2 separate regions of the Mus musculus genome follow, and region 1 is linked to region 2. The links are chromatin loops, found by intact Hi-C in ENCODE. Cell type or tissue: left cerebral cortex. All regions are shown on one strand. Each heading gives the region's core, and the rest is flanking DNA. Links, peaks and the distances in the headings are about the cores only. Region 1 has its middle 120 kb from the start of Gm29823. Region 2 has its middle 120 kb from the start of D16Ertd519e.

Region 1 (8,766 bases), core at 483-8,482, 93 kb before region 2:
TACAAATTCTCTTCATGAAAGAGAATTCCATGACTGATTAGTGAACACCAGCTAACACACTGCTAGGAAAACAACTACTTATTTTTTCCCTACACAGTCACTTAGGTGGGATGTAAAAGTTGCAAAAATTCATCAAATTTGAACATTCTACTTGAGTTCAATTTCTCTGGTGGCCCACAAGTCCCATCTTGAAGTCTGATAGTATTTCTACTCCACAATTTAACTTCCAATTACCACACTGTGATGTCAAGTGAAATACTTTATAAAACCAATTTCAAATCAGGCTTACCTTTTTTTTTATACTTATCTTTCAAAAAAAAAAAAAAAACCTAATATATGTTCCCTTTCAAAACATTTTCTTCCAGAATTTTTAAGTGCTACTGAAAGAGTCAATCAGCCACACTATGGTGGGCAACCATGTTTCAGGTCAAAAGTGTAATTGTTAAAATGGATTTTCCTAACCTAGACTTGTTAAAGGATTAATCATTTTCAAAAAGCATATATGCTTTAAAACTTTGCCCAACTAAATAACGCATTAATCTTTCTCACCTGTGTGGGGAAAGCGTTGTAAACCAACTTTTCTCAAGTTAGAATTTGTCAAATTTCCAGAAGTAAGCCCATATTACAGAAAGAACATCTATAGCCCTGTTTCCCAGCTCTGTTTCTGCTTACTATTTTTCCTGCATAAACTGAAGGCAACTTTAAGCTGGCTCCTTCAGAATTGGAAACTTCACCCACTCTTCAGTGTGTTCCGTGCACAGGGCTTTCTGGCATTTTCTGATAATATTGTGATTCATTTCCTCAGCTCACAGAACAGATATCGAGACATGATCGTCAAGACTTTGAACTGTGATTTAAGGAGAGCACACATTATTAGACAAGCACAGGCACTGAGAGAGGCAGTTCACACTGCATTTCTCCCCCTTTTTTATCCCGGACAGCAGTGAAGTGCAGGCACCTAATCTACTACTATCCTGTCACAGAACATGACATTCTAATTCAGTCAGGAGGGACTCACAATAAACTCGAAATCACACTGAATGCCTCTCTGGTATGACAATTGATTACATCTCCTAACCTTTCTGCATCTGTGGTACCATCTGGAGCATTTAGTACTTACATTATTGTACACAAAGAACAGGTAACAGCCTATAGACCCAAAGCAGGCGCACCCTTTCTATTGTAAGACTGAACCAACAATATCAAGAATGAAGAAAATGGTAGCCCATGTCATCTAGACTTCATAAAAGATTACATTACGATGGAAACTGAACATATGCCCAATAAAAAGTATTTTTGTAGACTATACAATGCAGGACTCAAATATTTAAAGTTATCTTTTCACTCTTTGGAAATTAGATGAAGCATAGAAGACACAGAGAATAATTCTTAAAAGGATCTATTATACTAAAATCTCAATGTAATTGACTCATCATTGAAGTTTAAAAGTTGAGAATGATTGTATTGTGTTGCCGTAAAACTGTTTTAACTTAATTTGAGATGTTAAGTAACTTGATCAGGGCAACACAATCAATTACAGATCTAAGATACAAATCCAGTTTACTCCTAAACCGATTATTCTCCCCACTGCATTATAAAATTTAATTGAGTTGATTATTAATTAATCATCTTGGCCACACTTATTAAATATTATACAATGTGTTGTTTGGAAATTCATAGCAGACACCTTTATCTTCTTTAAAGAAGAATAATTACATTAATTGCAATCGTTTAGGACAATAGTTCTCATGTGAGGCCAGACAATTCTTTCATATACTGTAATTCTCTCCTGCTCACTGTGGGGCACTGAGCAGTAACCGTGCCCTTTATCCAGTCAATGTCAGAAACTATATTTCTCCCAGTGATGACAAATCACTGCAAAGTGTTTTAGAAATCAACAAATAGTCAGATTTGTGGCAACGTAGGGAATCACAAAACCTGCAGCCTCCATGACCTGTTCAAATACTTAGCAAACCAGTTGGGCACTCTACTGTCACTCATGGAAAAGTTGTGGCAACTGCAAATTGTTCAAGTGTTTATTCAACGTGCAGTTTCAAAGACTCTTCTGTCCTCCCTAAATACACTCAGAAAATTTCAATAAGAGGCAATGACAGAAAGATAAAATGAACAAATTCAGAAGTACATCAGTTAGAAATTAACAAAGATGCCCAGTACAGAAAACCAGTAGTTTGTATATCTTCTCAATATTAATACTGTATATGATCTATGATTGTGATTGTAACAGTGTATAAATAAAAAGTTATTTATATTAACAACAGGTGGCACTAGTTCTTTCTGTGCCTCAGACATTCTATACAATATTATCTAATACAATACTAAGCTTTGATGATCAATGAAACTGGGAACATGTTCATTTTATCTAGTGTTTGTCTCCATGAAAACACAGGGTATTTTGAGCAATAGGGACCCTCTCAGTCTTCCTCCCTGAACATCTGTTCCATTACCGGATGCTAGTATTCTTTATCTGTTGGCAGAAATCTATCTTTGGAGTAGCTAATCAATGAGACCCAACACCATACTTAACCCTAGTAGTAATAAAGACATAACTTCTTCAGGTGCGATCTCCAACTCTCATCGGAGCAGGTGTCTGAAGTTATAACGGTAAAATTGGATCTTACCACACCCAAACTCGCAGGGATCTGACTCACAGACGCCAAAGCAAGAACAATTGTGAAAAGGTATCTTGGCAATGCGGGGATCATGAGAGCTACTGCCCACATGCCTGTTGCTTAACCATTGCCACCTGACTTGTTCGGTGTCCCCAAATGACAGAAGAAGTGTATTTAAATTCCACATTCAAGCTTCTTTGCTTCTCTCTTGTCGGGCTTATTTCTGAGTCACTTATTCAGTTGTCATCTTTATTCATGGCAAGATGTCCAATTTTGACAATCCGTGGCTTGTCAGCACCAAACGAGAACACCACTGCTTAAATGAGGAGAAAGTTCCATTTTCAGCAGCGAAGTAAACAGCAGCATTTTAAACTCATCAGTGAACAGAGGAGGTTAACCTGCTGCTCCTCCAAGTGCATTCACGGAGGGGGCATGAAGTCAGAATATTGTGAAATTCCTGAGACCTTATTGGGGGCAGGGGAAGATTAAGGAACGACCTCTTTCAAAATGTGTGCTTAGCAGCCTCCACATGGACCAGTTATGAAATCCCATGCTACCATCTCTGGCTGACAGGCCGAAGCAGGTTCCTAAGCACAACCGTTAATTTCAAGGACATAGCACCTTGTATGCTTGAGTGAGTGACCGCCTTGCCCTTCCCTACACTCATCCCAGTAATTGCTTTACTGTGTGTATAAGGAAGAATCTGGCTTATTTGTCCCCTGTCTCTTCTAGTCAAATCGAGGGCTTCTTTTCAAACAAGTGACATGTTCATTGGGTCTTTAATATAAACTGCACGTTTATATTACCATTCCAAGAAGACAACACCTGCAAAGGAAATAGGATATTATTTCCTAGGCAAAATGCTGAGATGTGTGTCTCCATGTAGGGGGAAAGCCCACATAAATGAAATAAAAAGGGACTAGCAGAGAATAAAGGACCATGGGAGTAAAACATGCTGGGTGATGCCTGGCTGCAGGAAATACAGTCTGAGGAACAACAGACAGGGTTCCCCATCTCAGGGTGTCATTCAGTTCCTGCTGCTTTTCTCGCATATGGGTTAGAACTATTCCACAATGATCTCTGCCATTTTATCTACTGACTATTTTCTTTCTTAGAACTCTGATGAGAGGCAGAGGGAGTATAGGGTGTAGGATGACAGGGAGAAGAAGGTAGGGGAAGAAAAGGCAGAGAGGAAACAGGAACAGTTTTCTTCCATTTTCCTCTTTTCCTGCTAAACTTAACGGGTAACTAGAAAAGATAGAGACCATGGATGAACATAAACTTAGAGATAAGCACTCCCATTCTTGCAAGCGCTGACTTTAATCTAACACACTTGTCCTTTCTGTTTCACTCACTTTAAGTGTTTGGACTCAGTCTTTTCTCTCTCTATTCTATACACTATCTACTTTAGACACTGGACACTTTTTCTGGAACCAAAATGTAAATACTATTCATCTACATCAGTGTTCCTTTAAAAAGCTGGGATTTGCAGAAGTTTCTCTGTGTTGCCCCCATTTTTTTTCTTTCCTTTTCTTTTCTTTCTTTCCTTCTTTGGATTTAGTGGGAAAGGCTAAATAACTTTGGTTCTGTGGCAATAAGAGTTCTGTCACATCAGAAATATATAGTCAATTCTTATTTTTTTCATTATGAGGCTGATAATTAATGATATGTAAGCAGAAGACTGTCATTAATGATATGCAAGCAAGCAAGGACAATTATGTTCCAACAATTTGCAAAACACGAAACTCAAGAAGAACAAAGACTAAAGTGTGGACACTTTGCCCCTTCTTAGAATTGGGAACAAAACACCCATGGAAGGAGTTACAAAGATAAAGTTTGGAGCTGAGACCAAAGGATGGACCATCTAGAGACTGGCATACCCGGGGATCCATCCCATAATCAGCCTCCAAACGCTGACACCATTGCATACACTTGCAAAATTTTGTTTAAAGGACCCTGATATAGCTGTCTCTTGTGAGGCTATGCCAGGGCCTAGCAAACACAGAAGTGGATGCTCACAGTCAGCTATTGGATGGATCACAGGGCTCCCAATGGAAGAGCTAGAGAAAGTACCCAAGGAGCTAAAGGGGTCTGCAACCCTATAGGTGGAACAACAATATGAACTAACCAGTACCCCCTGGAGCTCGTGTCTCTAGCTGCATATTTATCAGAAGATGGCCTAGTCGGCCATCATTGGAAAGAGAGACCCCTTGGTCTTGCAAACTTTATATGCCTCAGTACAGGGGAACGCCAGGGCCAAGAAGTGGGAGTGGGTGGGTAGGGGCGTGGGAGAGGGAGGGTATGGGGGACTTTTGGGATAGCATTGGAAATGTAAATGAAGAAAATACCTAATGAATAAAAAAAAAAGAATGAATAGTTAGTGTACCCTGATTTGTGCCATGCATGCAAAAACCTCTGTGTTTAGTTTAGAAACTTCTATTACAATGCTTTTTTTCAACTGTCATCTTTCTCTACTGTCACAGTAACCATAAAACTGTGTTTACTAGTTAGCCCACCATTCCCTACTGCTTTCTGAGCTGTGTTCTAAGGCTTGGCATCACCACCTCTCTGTCTCCTAGGCCAGTGACTTGGAAATTATCACTAAGTAATACTTCTCTTCCTTACACTACTATAATGTGTGTCACAGCTACTGCTAAATATATCCTGAAACTTCCTCCCACATAATGAATTCACACCTGCTACTTAAATTCGGATCACCTACTTTAACCTTCTTTCTTTCATGCTGTATTACAAGTGTTCTTCCATAACACATAAATACGATCGTGTACAAAACCTGTGGGAAATGTAGGGCCTCCCCTGGTTTGAAACATTCACTCAATCCAGGTACAGAGCAAGCTTTCATGGATTTCCCCAGGTATAGGTTTCAGGACACAGTATACCATACCATGTTTCCCCCAGCATCATTGACAATTGGCAATCACTTTCCTTTACATGAAATATGCAGTCTTTGATGCATCATCAGCACCTTCATGATAGAACAACAGACTACTCTCTGTTTACCTTAACCCGTTTGAAGATGTTTGAGACCCACACAGATCACACAACACATCCACCCACTTGTCTCTTTACCCTGAGAACAGGCTGGCTGCACATTTGCTACCGCTTTCACTGAGAACACATGCTCTTTGTTTGAAGAATATGCCAAGGCTACTGAGTATGCTTTACTTGCTCATGTTAAAGTATCTGAGGATTGTAGTCTTTCAAGCGCTTCCTTAATAATTTCAGGAGAGTGGATAGGTTTATCTATCAGCTTCTTTGATTAAAAGTCATCTCAGTTACCTTTAAAATGTGACCTACTCTGCGCGCAGAAATATCTAGCAGGATAAACTCAGCAGCTCACAAAAACAGCTTACTTAACTGATCGCTTTTACTGACTCTGTGAGGATGACTTATTTTTATATGGCACCTTGGTTGGGTCATGGCTCCCAAATATATGAAGAAACACTAGTCTGGCTGCTGCTTTGAAAGTATTATTCTTTTTTTTTTTCGGGTGAAATTAACATTTGAACCAGTGACAGGGTAAAGTAGGCTAATCGGCAGCAAGTGGGTAGGTCTCATTCAAAAAGCCCTTATGAAAGAACTTGACCAGCAGCTCACCTTCAGGCTCAAGGTGCAGTGTTAACACTTTTCTAACCTTCCAAAATTACTGCCTAACCTATACCTTGTGAACAGGTAGCATCCCAAAGCCTTTGAGACAATTTCTTTAAACAAGTTTCCCCATAGAGATGTAAGTGGTAGATGTGAAGATAGGCATGATGGTGTTGCTCTAGAATGCTCACTAGTACAGCATCCTTCCACTCTCTGTCCGATGTCCCTCACCTTGTCAAGTAGTTTTGTGGAGATCAACTCAGAAAACTTTCCACTGAGAAGAATGAACACTACAGACAGAGTTTGGGGGTGAGGGGAAGCTTAACCATGTTCATGTTTAGCAAGGATTACTGTGCTATGAATACCACCACTTCAGGGTACGCAGAGGGCTTGAATTCATTTCTGATGGATCTGCACACAGACCCTGGGCACATATTCTCTCATACCTCCATGTATCTGAATGCCCCGTTCCCTGCTCACCTGCCCCCTATAGGCTTAGATTTTTCAAAACTGACTTTTAATAAGGGTTCTCAAGCTGGGCGTTTAATCCCAGCATTCGGGAGGCAGAGGCAGGCGGATTTCTGAGTTCGAGGCCAGTCTGGTCTACAAAGTGAGTTCCAGGACAGCCAGGGCTATACGAGAAACCCTGTCTCAAATAAATAAATAGATAGATAAATAAATAAATAAATAAATAAATAAATAAATAAGGGTTCTCAAATGCTTTGACCTGTCTCACCCCACCCCCCACAGCCCCTTATCTAGCCCACTGTTCAGAGGTAGGGAGGAAAAGACTGTAAATAAGACAAGAGGATGTGGACCTGTTTAGAAGTTGTATCTTCGGGGTAATTCCAAACTCCATTTGTCAGGATACCAGCAGTCCAGTTCAGTTGTGTCAGGATACCAGACACAAATCAGCAGTGGTAGCATGATACTGCAGAAACATCCAGGCCTCTGGAGTCAGCTGGAGGAGCCCGAATCAGCCGGGTTGGCAAAAGAAATTCCCAGACACGCCTCTCTCAATGAAGTGAAGATCAGTAAAGACTTGAAATCAACAAAGTAGTGTAAGGCTACCTACGGAAGCCCACAGTCACTCTCCGCAGACATAAAGTATCCTCCCACGGTTCTTGACTAAGAAACACCATGTGAGTCTCCTTTATCGTACACGACCAGAAACTTCCATTCAGCTTTCTTCTTCATTCCTTATGACCTAGGAAAGACTGTACATTTAGCACCTGTATGATATATCTCAACTTCCTTGAAATGTTTGCAGTATCCTTAAGTACATTTTGGTTTTGTTCTTTAAAAAAAAATGCAATTATTCCATTTATTTACCTAAGGAGCTCACGTGCGTTTCTCATGGTGTTTATACAGAGGCCAGGAGACAGCTCGAAGGGATCTGTTCTCTGACTAACACTCATCTCATTGGGCTTAGCACCAAGCACGCTTATTAGCTGAGTCATTCCACTGTTCCTTTCTTTCTTATTATTACTAACTTTTATTATTGTTTGAATATTGTTGTTGTAATGTTGACATAATGTCTCACATAGACCAGCCTGGCCTTTAACTGCCTGTAGAAGGTGGCCTTGATTTTCTGGTGTCTTTTGCTCCAGAGTAATGGATGGTATTACAGGCCCAGGGCCACCATTTCTGATTGTTATTCAACTTATGGATCTTTGAAGCAGAAATTTTTCTGAGTTCAATGTTCCAATACGTTCAGATAAACTAAACCTAAAGGTATTTTTATTATTTTGTGTGGGGCTTTTTTTTTGGACACATAATGGTGCTACACAGTCAAGGCTGGTTTTGAACTCACAATATACCCTCAAATTGCATGGATTTACCAATATTTTTAAAGGGAAATGTGTATAGACTTTGATTTCAGAAAAAATTGAGGTAATAGTGGAACCTACCTTACATAGTTATTAAGAATTAACCAAAACTTATTCCCAAAACTGTTGGTATATAAATTATTGGTCACTGTCTTATATTATTAACAAATATATATTTTTTACAAAGTAGCCTAAGTAGTTTTCAATTTCATCTGAACATTAATTAATAATCAGTAGTTATTTCAAAGATATTTTTTCTATAATTAGTAGTTACCAAAAGATTGTATATTTCTAATTTTAGTGTTATGACTGAGGTTCCTATTAAGTACACCAATATATTTTTAATAATTATATTATATAAATTACTTTATGAACCTCCAGAAAAAGTCGCTTATCTTTCCTTTTTTCTTTTTTCCTCTTTAACAAATTATTTTTATTTTTTTAAACCCCATTTAAACCTAGCCTTATACAACACATACTGAAGCTATGCTGGTAAACATATTAAAACAAACCCAAATCATTCCGCCCAATAAGAAAATTAAATTAAATTAAATCCATGAGTGTGCATTTTGTGGGAAAGTGTGCTCTCTTAAATAAGGTTACTCATCTTTAGCACTTTCAGAAAAATCACAGGGCACTTATTCTTAGCATAATCTATAGTCTTGTCTATTCTGCCTTCATGAAATCTACAGTTCTTT
Region 2 (8,766 bases), core at 322-8,321:
CCAGTTGATTCAAAGATCAGTGTTCTATTGGTGTGCTCTGTCCCTTCTGGTTTCTACAAGGTTTTATCCTCTTCCGCAGGGTTTATCCTCTTCCACAGGGTATATCCTCCTCACAGACTATGAATCTTTGCAAATACTTCCATTTGCTGCTGGAGGAAGCCTCTCTGATGATAACTAGAAAAAGCACTAATCTATGAGTTTCCCAAACTATTGTTAGGAATAGTTTCTCTCTTTCTCTCTCTCTCTCTCTCTCTCTCTCTCTCTCTCTCTCTCTCTCTCTCTCTGTGTGTGTGTGTGTGATGTTCGATTCTACCCTAGGTCTTTAGGCTGTCCAGTCTCCCATTCCTGGCCATTCAAGTAGTGTAGGGCAGTTTACCTCTCGTGACATAGCCCTCAAGTTTAAACCAGACAATGATTGGCTGGTTTCCCACAAGTTTTGTTGCCATTGCCCCAGCATATCTTGCAGGCAGGGCAGATTGTAGATAGAAAGTTTTTTGACAGGGTTGGTGTTTCTTTTCTTTCTGCATTCTTCAGAGAACCTTCCTGTGCTAAAGAGATTAGACCATAGAGATGAAGGTCCCATGCAGGGTTCAGCTGAATTACTCTATGATCAATGAGCTTTGTGGATGTTGTCCTTTACAATGGGCCTGTCAATTTTTGGAGAGTGACCTTCTGTCCTACCAGTGGCCTGGGTTGTACAGATATATTCATAGGATGTCCTTGGCCAACAACTAAACTGAATGCAGCCATATTCTATCACTGGGAGCCTTGCCTTGCCCACAAACGATGACAAGTTTAGACTCCATATTGGTCAATACTAATAGTCCTCACTAAAGTCACTGACTACAGGAAGCATCTGCTGCACAAGGTTTCCAGACAGATCCCAAATGCCCTTACACTTCAACTATCTTTCCCTCTATCCTCCCTGCCTGATACCTCTCACTCCCATCCACATTTGCCCAAGTTCACCCACAAAAACTATTCAATTTCTATTTTCCAGGGAAATCCATGTATTCCACTCTAGAAACCTCTTTTTTTTCTTCTTTTGTTTTATTGGGTATTTATTTCATTTACATTTCCAATGCTATCCCAAAAGTCTCCCCCATGCTCCCCCACCCACTCCCCCACCCACCCACTACCACTTCTTGGCCCTGTCTTTCCCCTGTACTGACACATATAAATTTTGCACGACTAATGGGCCTCTCTTTCCACTGATGGCCGACTAGGCCATTTTCTGATTCATATGCAGCTAGAGACACAATCTCCTGGGGGGTACTGGTTAGTTCATAATGTTGTTCCACCTATAGGATTGCAGATCCCATTAGCTCCTTGGGTACTTTCTCTAGCTCCTCCATTGGGGGCCCTGTGGTCCATTCAATAGCTGACTGTGAGCATCCACTTCTGTGTTTGCTAGGCCCCGGCATAGTCTCACAAGGGACAGCTACATCTGGGTCCTTTCAGCAAAATCTTGCTGGTGTATGCAAAGGAGTCAGCGTTTTGGAAGCTGATTATGGGGTGGATCCCTGGATATGGCAGTCTCTAGATGGTCCATCCTTTCATCTCAGCTCCAAACTTTGTCTTTGTAACTCCTTCCATGGGTGTTTTGTTCCCAATTCTAAGAAGGAGCAAAGTGTCCACACTTTGGTCTTCGTTCTTCTTGAGTTTCATGCGTTTAGCAAATTGTATCTTATATCTTGGGTATCCTAAGTTTCTGGGCTAATATCCACTTATCAGTGAGTACATATTGTGTGAGTTCCTTTGTGATTGGGTTACCTCACTCAGGATGATGCCCTCCAGGTCCATCCATTTGCCTAGGAATTTCATAAATTCATTCTTTTTAATAGCTGAGTAGTACTCCATTGTGTAAATGTAGTACATTTTCTGTATCCATTCCTCTGTTGAGGGGCATCTGGGTTCTTTCAAGCTTCTGGCTATTATAAATAAGGCTGCTATGAACATAGTGGAGCACATGTCTTTCTTACCGGTTGGAACATCTTCTGGATATATGCCCAGGAGAGGTATTGCGGGATTCTCCAGTAGTACTATGTTCAATTTTCTGAGGAACCGCCAGACTGATTTCCAGAGTTAGAAACCTCCTTTTTTCTCTAATCTCTCTATGGATTGTAGCTTGAAAATCATTGACTTACCAGCTAATATTCACTTATAAGTGAATGCATCCCATATTTTTCTTTTGGGTATAGATTATATCACTCAGAATGTTTTTTTCTAGTTATATCTGTTTGCCTACAAATTTCAAAATGTCATATTTTAACAGTTGAGTAATACTTCACTGTGTAAATGTGATGTATCAGAATAGCTAAGATCAGTAATGGGAGTAACAGTTTTGTTACCAAGTATGTGGAGAAAGAGGAACACTACTCCAATCTTGGTTAGAGTAAAAAATTGTACACCCATGAGAGAAATCAATATGGAAGTTCCTCAGAAAATTTGGGCTTGATCTACCCCATTATGCCACTCCTTGACATATATAACCAAAGGACGTTCCATTCTACCAAAAGGGCACTTCTTTAACTATGTGTATTTCAGCTTAATTACTAGTAGGAAGAGACTGGCAACAACCTAGATGTTCATCATCTGAAGAATGAACAAAGAAAATATGGTTTGTTTACACAATGGAGTACTTAAAATTTCTTAAAAGACCTATTAAGTGACAACTAGAAAGACTGTAGTCAACATGTGACATTTTTCTGTAGTCACATTTATCAGAGAAAGACTGATCGACTCTGTAGAAGGTGACATTCAAGACTAGAAATACAATAAAGCAAAAAATTGTATATCTAGAAATGAAAAGTAGGCTTCAGTAGATGAAAATCCTGGTCTCAGAGTAACAAGTAAATGTAGATCAGAGAAGTCAATAATAGGATATATTATTAATGGTTCAAAATATAAAAGGCAGCTGACCAAACCACAAACTGTTATATCCTGGTTCAAGTAAAGCAGAATGCATATTGTCTCAAAAATGTGGGAGAAAGCACACCTTGACAATGAAAAGCACAGATCAAGAGAAAAAAGGTTATCAATGTTGCAGTGGAAAGGTATTGAAGGTCTTCTGTTAAAAATATAAATAGAGAGACTTAAGGGAAAGATATCAGGTAACTCTATATGTCTTTTAAACAATTCCCTTAGCACACATTACAACCAACCAGACAGACACATATCTATCAGTAGACAGTGGTCAACATTAAAAATAAAAACAGATAAAAATGCATGTGGTTAAAAACAGAAAAATTTCCTTCATAAGGATCTGTATGACAAATAGTTAATCAGTTGACCATGCAAAGATGAATAAATAAGGAGTCAAATCAGGCTCAATTGTTTCTGTATAATCTTCTTGCAAACATATTGCTTAACAAATTGACTTATAGAATATTCTTCTTATTATATCTATTGACCAGTAACATGTAATTTTGCTATAATTCTTATTTAGGGTGAAATTCAAATGGATATATTTGAAAATTGGTTAAAATTAATGTCATGATCCTACTGCTTGATTATAAACTTTGTGTTTAAATAATAATTTACCAAGAAGCCACTCTATAAATGGTTCCTAACATCCCAAGAATTTATGTTTCATGCTATGCTTTCAGTTGAAGCTGCCGATCCCCTTCCAATAACATTAGCTTTTGAATTATTTTCTAGCTGGCATGCTTATGCTGAGTTTTGCATTCGTGGGTAAAACGCAGACGGTATAATCTGCCTACTACATTCAAAAGCTAGACCCACATTCCAATTATTATTATGAAAAGTCAAATAAACATAAACCAATATAACAGTTATCTTCCCAAAGGGAAAGCTCTACTTTCCAGGAAATATGTGTTCGACTTACATTTTTTTCTTTGATATTTTTCTAGTTACACCTGTTACATAATATAGAAGGAAGTGCTATGTTTGCAGTTTTAAAAATTTCATTCGGGCTCCGTGTATCTAGAATATTCATAAAATTAAGCTTTTTCAGGCTAAAAAGCTTGGTTTCCTAAATTGTTTCTAAGAGTGACTCTAAGATGCTAGAGATATTTTGAGCACAAGGTGCAGCAGAATTTTAAGTACCCCTCCTTTCACTCCTCATCAGTATCTATATGATTTCTAATTATTCCTGTACACATCAGCTGTGACGAGAATTGAAGCCAGGTGTGATGAACACGAGGCCCTTGTTTTCCTGAAGGGCATTTCTTTTTATTCATGGCACTGGGCTTGGGTCCTTCAAGTGTGATTTAGAACAAATAGACATATAGCACTTCCCACTTAAACCTTCTGCTCTCTGCATATTGGGAGAGAGGAAGGATTTCTCCCTGCTTGAATAAAGATCTCCATTTGGAATAGTGCACGAAGCCGGAATGCTAATTCTGACACTGCTCTCGGTCTGCTCTGGTGGAGGGGAAGATTTTTGTGAGTGGTAGCTCCGTCTGAAATTCAAAACCCAAAAGCCTGTATTCCCCAATGTCAAGGTCTATGAAAAGGAAAACTTGTTAAGCCAGATATCTGTCCAGAGGTGGAGTTGTCATGGTAGAGGGAATGTTCTGTAATTATAGGTAAACATGTAAATCCACCTGTAGAACAGATTCTCCTCCTCGCTTTCCTCTTGAAAGTGTAGAAAAGGAATTTTCACATGAGAAAAGGTTTTATTTTCTTTTGTCTTTGATGAAGCTAAAAGTAGATGTGAAATTCTTAGCACTGTATAAGACTTTTCATTAAGTGTTTGTTTGCTGAAAATGAAGTAATTCCTCTCTATTTCCACAATAATAATTTCGAAGCTCAACTCACTCTCAAGTCTGCTAATGGTTCATATTTGCTAATCTGCAGATGGGAAAAATACCAGAGCTAACTAGAGAAGCATATCTTAATGTGAGGAGCTCACCTGATCACACCAAGGAAATAGCTATATTTGGCCGATATTTATGAATGCTGCATATTTAAACCTATTAAGATGCATTTCATTACTTCTGGCAAATGCAAATAGGCTTTCAAGCTTTTCAGAACAGCAGGATTTATTGTACAGTTCAAAGAATGATTGCATCTGCCTTCTGGGCTTGGCGTGGTCTAATTCTATAATATATACACAAATAGGATTTGTTCTCCGAGTCACATTGCACAGTTTCAGAGCTGCAAGTCAAGGGCTTGATGAGCTCCTGAAAATATTTGCTTAGTATTCTAAATAATACATATAATTTGCAGTGTTATCCTGAGATAACCAGGAAATGTTGTTTCAAATAACAGCTTTCTTAGTAAACACAGTTTCTATTGTAAATACTGCCCAGCTATCATGAAACACCATACATTCATTTTAGGTAAGCTCATATCTACAACTCATGTTTCAAGAAAATATGAATACTACAGTAAATTGGATGACATTCTGCCAAATAATATTCCTCTAGCAACAACAAAACCACAAATGGACTAATGCAAGTTAATTGCTTTGAAAATAAATTACTGCATATTACTGCATATATAAAAATTACTTTTTACTTGAACTAACAAGTTGTAACTCTAAAAGCCACTGGCAAAATCAAAATATATTGAAAACAATTATAATGAAAAAATGTAACAAAAATGTCCACAATCATCAAAGTTAAGATTGTACGCACTCTTTACTTGAACATGTCAATCAAAATTTAAATAATTTTTTCTTTTTACATTTAACTTATTCTCTCCTACAAAATAATGATATATATATATATATATATTATATATTATATATATATATAATCCTGGTACACTTGATTTCAACAGTTATGGAAATGTAAGTATCTGAGTGACTTCTGCAATTAAAATGTGCATTAATTATCACTCTGCATTCATGACTTTTTTTCTGTTCCTCTTAGGTTTTTATGAAGCTATAAGTGTTCCAAATCTAATTACAATTATTTATTGATTGACTTGCTTTAGGGTTATCTGTTTAGAATGATTAAGCATGCAAATGTGTTAGTCCGAAAGCTATGCATATGCTTATTTATACATCTAATATTCTTGCATAAATGCTGATAGTGCGTGTGAGTCATAAGAACAGCCATGATAGTTGGAGAATTGCTTCCACACACAGATCCCTGCATGCAAGGTTTGTGGTATCTCACAAATACAGAAAATGAAGCAATATTCCTTCCATTTTTAGGTTCTTAGTTGCTCATCATTATTTTAAGAAATTGCTTTTTCTTGTCAAGTATTGTGATGTAAAAGCATAGAGAGGTTTTTATAAAATAAAATCAATCTAGATAGTTATAAGGAAAACTTTTTTTTTAAGAAAATGAGTTTTAATTAAAGGGCACAACCTTAAATTAAAGCCAACTTGTTGTCCCTGTTTGTACTGTTAAATGTACTGAAAATATATTACCTTAAAGGTTCATAATAACTAAAGATTGAGTTCTCTATTCTAAACATTGGTGTTGAAGCAGCTTAATTTAGTTTGAATAAAAGTAAGGTGAGATCAGTATTTCCTTTTTCACTTATACATGGATAGGTACCATCAATATATGTGTGTGTGTGTGTGTGTGTGTGTGTGTGTGTGTGTTTATGTGTATGTGTGTGTACATGAGAGAGTGCATGTGTGTGTGTATATGTGTGTATGTGTGTATGTGAATGTATATGTGTATATGTATGTATACATACACACACACACACACACACATATATATATGTATATATATATATGAAAATATAAAATATAATCATAATGAATTAAGATTGTGGAAAATTTTAACATACCAATAAGGAATATTTGCACAGTTCTTAGGTTGTACACACAACACACACACACAAATACTAACATACACATACACACACACTACAAAGTAGTGTTAATGTCCATTATTTCACTTTCCTTCATATGAAACACGTCCTCATTACTGAAAAATAAAATCTAATTCATTTCACAAATTTTACTAATGAGCAAACCATTGAATTGAATGACCTATATCCACTTCCCAGTGGATAAATCTTAGGTCTTTAAATCACTGCCTTCCCACCCTTCCAATAGCCTGAACCTCATCTACTTGCCAATCCTTTTATTGGCCATGTACAAAAATCTGTAATCATCATCACTGGGGATATTGAATATAAATATTTAAGATATTTCATATAAAGGAATGGCCCTTAGATATTGCTACTCAACTACTATTTATGTGTCATTACTTTCTGAGAAATTAATCAGGAATAATTTAGAAAATTCAAGAATTTTTAGTTCAAGTTCTAACATTTAATCACAGCTACCAAGTTTAACATATCACATCCCCTTAGATACTCAATGACTAAGAAAAATCAAATATTTTTTCACTAGAAATCTAGGATAATGTGGTAAAAATTATCTTTTTTGTTTTGTTTTGTTTTCTTGTAAATTGTTAAGTCCTCTACTTCCACATGGCTACATTAACTATGTAATTAGTTAATTCCTCTCATGTGTGTCATCTGCTATATATTAAGTACATAAAAAAATGGGGGATGTCTATTCACAGTAATGGCTACTCAAAGGTTGCCTTTCACAGTGTCATGGATGAGACTCAAATATTATCACATCATTTTCAAATGTTTGGTGTGAATTCAATGTGATTAATTCAAATTTACTAGAAAGTATGTTTATGACTTATATCTAGGAAGAAATTAGAGCACAGTGATAGACTACGCTGTCCCAATCCTTCTAGACTATCTTAAGCCCTAGGAACCCATTAGGCAGATTTGAGCCAAAGTGATAGGGTATGATAGAGTGGAAACTGTATGAGGTCCAGTTAGAATGCTTTGATATCTGGGACTGGGGGATACCAGTGAGTCCTTTAGTGTTATTATAGAAGGACCATTAACAACACAGGTGAAGGATACTTATAGTTTTCAGGTACAATCTACAAGATTTGTTATTTATTAAATCTGACATACTAGAAACAGAAAAACCAAGGTTGCCTTAAAAGGAAATTACCTGAGCAAATCACCACCACCACCACCACCACCAGCATCATCATCATCATCACATCTTGGGATGAAGAAAATTCAAATATTAAGAATCAAGGCTATTTCAGGGTAAAGATAAATGTAAGACTCTGGGACCTAGAAAATAATAAGTTTAGAAACTTACATTTGGAAATCATCATATTTAAAATCAAGAGAATAGATGAGAGTGGGAAAGTAACCATACTATACCCAAGTGGATTGCTAATGAGAACAGTCTGAGACATTTACACTGGACATAACACAGTTACACCTCTCAGAAGTATTAGCGGCTACCATTATTTTGCATCTTGCTCTATGTGTAACTGTCTTTTTACTCACAATTACCATATAGTCCCTGATTACCAGAAACGGTGGTGTCAGTTCTCATCAAACTGTGTCAATATACTTGTGTTCAAGGAGTTCTGTTACAGATTACGAGGGATACAGAAAACAAGTGGAAATAAAAACCATCATGTGCAGGATAGGATGCAAGGCAAACACTACCAAGACAGTGATTAAAAAATGATTCTATTCATGGTCAAGTTAAGAAGAAATGTGGTATGCTAGATGGGATATAAGTTTTCAAGGACTTAGAAAATACAGAAAGTGTATTAGGAGTAATTTCCATTCCTCTCTGTATATGGTCCTTTCTTTTTAGTGTATGTGCTTGCCTAACTGTGCACAAACTGTACGCCTGGTACCCACAAAGGCCAAAATAGAGCATCTGATCCCCTGGAACTGAACTTACAGGTGGTTGTGAGCTACTGTATAGATACTGAAAATCAACCCCAGGACCTCTGCAAAAGCAACAACTGCTCTAAACCACTGAGCTTTCTC

The links. Peaks named below come from ENCODE experiments on the same cell type or tissue, not always from the same donor. Only the 100,000 strongest peaks of a DNase experiment are listed, where the experiment ranks them.
Region 1: a loop joins it to region 2, with 9 times the contacts of the local background. A loop is called at or near these places in 2 of 42 quality-filtered maps.

Annotation. Positions count from the first base shown.
Region 1 is chr16:70,829,262-70,838,027 of GRCm38, reverse strand. No RefSeq gene overlaps it. Among named protein-coding and RNA genes, the nearest start is that of Gm29823, 120 kb to the left of the region's middle. In left cerebral cortex, for the core only: no CTCF peak of the experiment used is centred there; DNase peaks (open chromatin) are centred at 3,597, 3,704, 5,387, 5,641 and 2 more places; H3K27ac peaks cover 2,043 bases.
Region 2 is chr16:70,735,758-70,744,523 of GRCm38, reverse strand. No RefSeq gene overlaps it. Among named protein-coding and RNA genes, the nearest start is that of D16Ertd519e, 120 kb to the right of the region's middle. In left cerebral cortex, for the core only: no CTCF peak of the experiment used is centred there; a DNase peak (open chromatin) is centred at 4,256; H3K27ac peaks cover 800 bases.